Regions from separate parts of the Homo sapiens genome. Here region 1 is linked to region 2. A link is an interaction called in ENCODE POLR2A ChIA-PET data of the cell type or tissue named here. Cell type or tissue: GM12878. All regions are shown on one strand. Region 1 overlaps ITPK1 (inositol-tetrakisphosphate 1-kinase). Region 2 overlaps UBR7 (ubiquitin protein ligase E3 component n-recognin 7).

Region 1 (2,500 bases), 110 kb after region 2:
CTTATTAGCCTGGGGTCACTCTGGGCGCTCTTGGAGCCCAAGCCAGAAACTGGGACTCTGGGTTTGTTCAGGCGGCCTGCTGTGCTTTGGCAGGGCTGTGTTGCTTCCTCTCTGCCCCCTTGTACATTCATGGCTCATGCCAGATCTCAGAGGATCCTGAGAACCTACCATGGGGGTCAGGCACTATTGCAGATGGGATAACTACCCTCCAGGATGGCTGAGGGGTCTCCATTTGCTAGATGAGGGCCCTGAGACTCAGGGAGAGGCCAGGTGCTGTGAGCAGCACAGCTTGGATTCACCCTCAGGGATGGGTGACTCCTGAAACCATGCTGTTTCCACTCCGCCAGGTTGCCTTTGTCTTCAACACAGCATCCAGCTGCCGTCGATCGATGTCAGGAAAATCAAGGAGTTCTGTTCTTTTTTTTTTTGAGATGGAGTTTCGCTATTGTCACCCAGGCCGGAGTGCAAGGTGTGATCTTTGTTCACTGCAACCTCCACCTCAGCCTCCCCAGTAGCTGGGATTACAGGCACCCGCCATCACACCCAGCAAATTTTTGTATTTTTAGTGGAGAAGATGGGGTTTCACCATGTTGGCCAGGCTAGTCTCAAACTCCTGACCTCAGGTGATCTGCTCAACTTGGCCTCACAAAATGCTGGGATTACAAGTGTGAGCGACCGCGCCCTGCCTCAAGGGGTTCTTTTCTGAGCATCCTTTGTGTGCAGTTGTTGGGCCCAGGAGGATAGTGCATGGTGGAGATGGCAGTGAAGTTGGAGCATGAGACTTGTCCTGAGCCTCTGCCCTCCCAACTGTAAGGTGGGTGCAGTGCACCCGCCCTAGGGCCAAATGATAGGATTCCCCCTCCACCCAAGAGGCCACCTCACCTGCCCTCCTACCCGCCCAAGGCAGGGCCTGGGGCCTCTGACACATCTCTGCTGGGAGCTGCCACCCATCTTTTTCTGGGGGATCCTCCAGTGGTCAGCTTGCTGCTTCCTGGGCAGGGCGGGGCATGGTAGATGGGTGCAGAGAGAACCCTCCTGTGGCAGTTTCACTTTCATTTCTGCCTCACACCCTGTTTCCATCCAACAGTCAAGGGCTGGGCTGCGGAGGTGAGGAAACATCCGGTCTCCACCCTGGGGTACTTGTCCTAGTGCAGGTTCCCAGGCCTCCCCCTCCCCTGGAATGAATCTGGGGTGGGCCGTGGCATCTTCTTTTTAAAAAACACCCCATTCATTCCTTTATGCACTTACATGCCACATACTTACTGAGTGCCTGCTGTATGCTGGGCACTCCTGGGTTCTGGGGATTGATACAGCAGTGAGCACCACAGTCTCCTGGAGCCCCAGGGTCAGTCTTAGGGAGAGCTTCAGGGCAGTTGTCTCACCACTGGGAGCTCTTGCCCACAGTGTGCTGGGTCACGTACCTCTCAGGGTCCTGGGCTCGTGAGTTTCTTCTTCTTCTTATTTTTTTTTTGAGATGGAGACGGAGTCTTGCTCTATTGCCCAGGCTGGAGTGCAGTGGTGCAATCTCACTGCAACCTCTGCCTCCCGGGTTCAAGCGATTCTCCTGCCTCAGCCTCCTGAGTAGCTGGGATTACAAGCACGCGCCACCACGCCCGGCTAATTTTTGTATTTTTAGTAGAGATGGGGTTTCACTGTGTTGGTCAGGCTGGTCTTGAACTCGTGATCTGCCCGTCTCAGCCTCCCAAAGTGCTGGGATTACAGGCGTAAGCCACCATGCCCGGCCCTATTTTTCTTTTTTTCTTTCTTTCTTTCTTTTTTTTTTTTTTTTTTGAGATGGAGTCTTGCTTTGTCGCCCAGGCTGGAGTGCAGTGGCGCGATCTTGGCTCACTGCAAGCTCCGCCTCCCAGGTTCATGCCATTCTTCTGCCTCAGCCTCCCGAGTAGCTGGGACTACAGGCGCCTGCCACCATGCCCGGCTAATTTTTTGTATTTTTAGTAGAGACAGGGTTTCACCGTGTTAGCCAGGATGGTCTCGATCTCCTGACCTCGTGATCCGCCCACCTCGGCCTCCCAAAGTGCTGGGATGACAGGCATGAGCCACCACTCCCAGACTTGTTTCTGTCTTTTTTGCCGTTGTTGTAGAGACAGGGTTTCACTGTGTTGGCCAGGTTTGGCTGTAACTCCTGAGCTTGATCGATCGCCCGTCTCAGCCTCCCGAAGTGTTGGGATTATAGGCTTGAGCCACTGTGCCTAGCCAGCCTATTTTCTTTTTCTTTTTTGTTAGTCTTGCTCTGTCATCCAGGTTGGAGTGCAGTGGTGTGATCTTGGCTCACTGCAACCTCCACCTCCCAGGTTTAAGTGATTCTCGGACCTCAGGTGATCCTTCCACCTCAGCCTCCCAAAGAGTTGGGATTACAGGTGTGAGCCACCACGCCCAGCCCAGCCTATTTTCTTTAAGATTTTAAAGTCCTAACATTCGTCATGGGATCCTTGAAAAGAAAAGGAATTATGGCCTTGCCACTAGAGGCCTTTGCCGCCTC
Region 2 (2,500 bases):
ATCTGTCTATTGTTTATAAATTACCCAGCCTAAGGTATTTTGTTTTAGCACCCCAGACAGACTAAGACACCACCTCCTCCCCAACTGATACCATGTGTTAGAATTAACAACTTATTTCAGTTCTATTTATCTTTCAAAATCCCATTCAAAAACTGCCTCCTCCATTCTCTAACTCTGGTCTCATCAATACTCTGCATCATATCATTTAAGTATAAATTTGTTTTTGGTAGTATCCCAACAAATCTATGCACCTTGTGGAGAAAGAACACATACTATTCTTTTTTTTTTTTTTTTTTTTTGAGGATGGAGTCTTGTTCTATTGCCCAGGCTGGACTGCAGTGACGTGATCTCGGCTCACTGCAACCTCTGCCTCCTGGGTTCAAGTGATTCTCCTGCCTCAGCCTCTGGAGTAGCTGGGATTACAGGCAAGCGCCGTGACGCCAGGCTAATTTTCATATTTTTAGTAGAGATGGGGTTTCGCCATGTTGGCCAGGCTGGTCTCGAACTCCTGACCTCAGGTGATCCATCTGTCTTGTTGGCCTCCCAAAGTGCTGGGATTACAGGCGTGAGCCACCATGCCTGGCCAGAACATATACTATTTTATAACCACAGAGCCCAGTTAAAAATAGTTGCTAAAAATTCTGAATTGAACATACAAATTTCACAAGCACAAGTTTGTGGCACACCAACTTCACAAAGATACCTACCTGCCAATTGTGCAGCATAAGCCCACAAAAAAGAACAACGTTTCATGCAGGCCTGGCATACCATCTCCTGAAAATCCCCACTCTCAGGGGGAATGGCACCAAGATGCTGTGAATATAGAACACCAAAAATTTTCTTGTGATTGCCAAATTGTCCAAAATGCCCATTATTTTATAAATACTGTAATAATACACTGATCATATCATTAGAATTTATTTTTAGAAGACTAATTATAATGTAAAATATAACCTTTATCTTTTTGTGACAACAATGGTTTCAAAAGGTGGAACATTTTCCTTACCCTTCCATGGAACCAGTCTTCACAGACTACGCACTGGATCATCTCATCTGGAATCTAACAGAGAAAAGCAGTTTGTTAAGGATTACATTGAATTCGGGAACATGGAAATAACCTGGCACACAGTAAAATAAGATACTAAATATTTGTTCTACATGAACTGGTGTTCCAAAGGCTTACATTGAGATAAGCACTTTACAAACAATCTCAAGGCTCTTTCACATCCATTACTTAATATCTGATTCTCACAAAACTGTGTAGACAAGGAGGGCATTCCCATTTTATACAAAACTCAGGCCCAGGCAAGTAATGTGAATGGACCAGTGCAGACAGTGACAACTGGGACTTTTTACCACACCATCCTTTAATACAATATTCAGTTGTATTACTGTATAAGGATGTTCACTCCAGCCTTCTTTATAATATTGAAAAATTAGACAATGCCTTTCTGCTGCAGAAGAACCATCCTGCCAAGTACACTGAAAAGTAAATGTTATGAAAAACCTCGATAGATAACTCCTCTAATTTGAATAAATTAAATAATTAAATGCTGGCCCTAGGAAAATAATATACCAAAGGACATAGACTATTTTGGGGATGATTTTCTTTTACTCCCAGGCTCTCATAACTGTTAATTAACATCCCAATGTTGTTCTGTCCTTTTCCTATCGTAGGCTTCTTAAAGGGAATAAAAAAGCACATATTGTGGAACAGGAGGAGCTGTAACACTTTACCACATGCCTTAAAATATCCAGTTTTGGCTGGGCGTGGTGGCTCACGCCTATAATCCCAGCACTTTGGAAGGCCAAGGTGGGTGGATCGCCTGAGGTCAGAAGTTTAAGACTAGCCTGGCCAACATGCTGAAATCCTGTCTCTACTAAAAATACACAAATTAGCCGGGCATGGTGGCGAGTGCCTGTAATCCCAGCTACTCAGGAGGCTGAGGCAGAAGAATCGCTTGGACCTGGGAGGCAGAGGTTGCAGTGAGCTGAGATCGCACTACTGTACTCCAGCCTGGGTGACAGAGCGAAACTCCGTCTTAAAAAAAAGAAAAAAAAAATCCAGTTTTAAGGTTTTATTTTTGTTAACTCAAAGAGACTTTCAATCTGTCCCTCTATATAATTTGGTTCAATAATTATAGTTCCAACGCAATTAGAAAGCAAGGAAGAAGGCAGAAGACTAATATCTCTAAAGACAAAAAGTACTCTTTCAAATCGGTAAATACCCAGACAAAACCCAAACCAATCAAAACATGGACTGAGGATATGAAAGGACAATTCAGAGAGAAGGTTATTATGGATGTCCAATGAACTTATGAAAAGATGCATAACCTCACTTATCATCAGGGAAAGAAAAAAAAATTTAAGATACTATTCTTTGGCTGGGCGCGGTGGCTCACGCCTGTAATCCCAGCACTTTGGGAGCCCGAGGCAGGCGGATCATGAGGTCAGGAGATTGAGACCATCCTGGCTAACACGGTGAAACCCTGACTCTACT

The links. ChIA-PET counts read pairs that join two places held together with the same protein. Peaks named below come from ENCODE experiments on the same cell type or tissue, not always from the same donor. Only the 100,000 strongest peaks of a DNase experiment are listed, where the experiment ranks them.
Region 1: POLR2A ChIA-PET joins it to region 2 with 5 read pairs; 13 of 35 experiments call an interaction of 5 or more read pairs at or near these places.

What each region holds. Positions count from the first base shown.
Region 1 is chr14:93,102,391-93,104,890 of GRCh38, reverse strand. The region is part of intron 2 of ITPK1 (inositol-tetrakisphosphate 1-kinase); the gene reads left to right. Among named protein-coding and RNA genes, the nearest start is that of ITPK1, 12 kb to the left of the region's middle. In GM12878, no CTCF peak of the experiment used is centred here; a DNase peak (open chromatin) is centred at 1,070; H3K4me3 peaks cover 670 bases; H3K27ac peaks cover 1,083 bases.
Region 2 is chr14:93,213,489-93,215,988 of GRCh38, reverse strand. UBR7 (ubiquitin protein ligase E3 component n-recognin 7) reads right to left here. Exons shown (of 11, transcript NM_175748.4): 5 at 1,007-1,060; 6 at 708-813. Among named protein-coding and RNA genes, the nearest start is that of UBR7, 7.5 kb to the right of the region's middle. In GM12878, no CTCF peak of the experiment used is centred here; no DNase peak of the experiment used is centred here.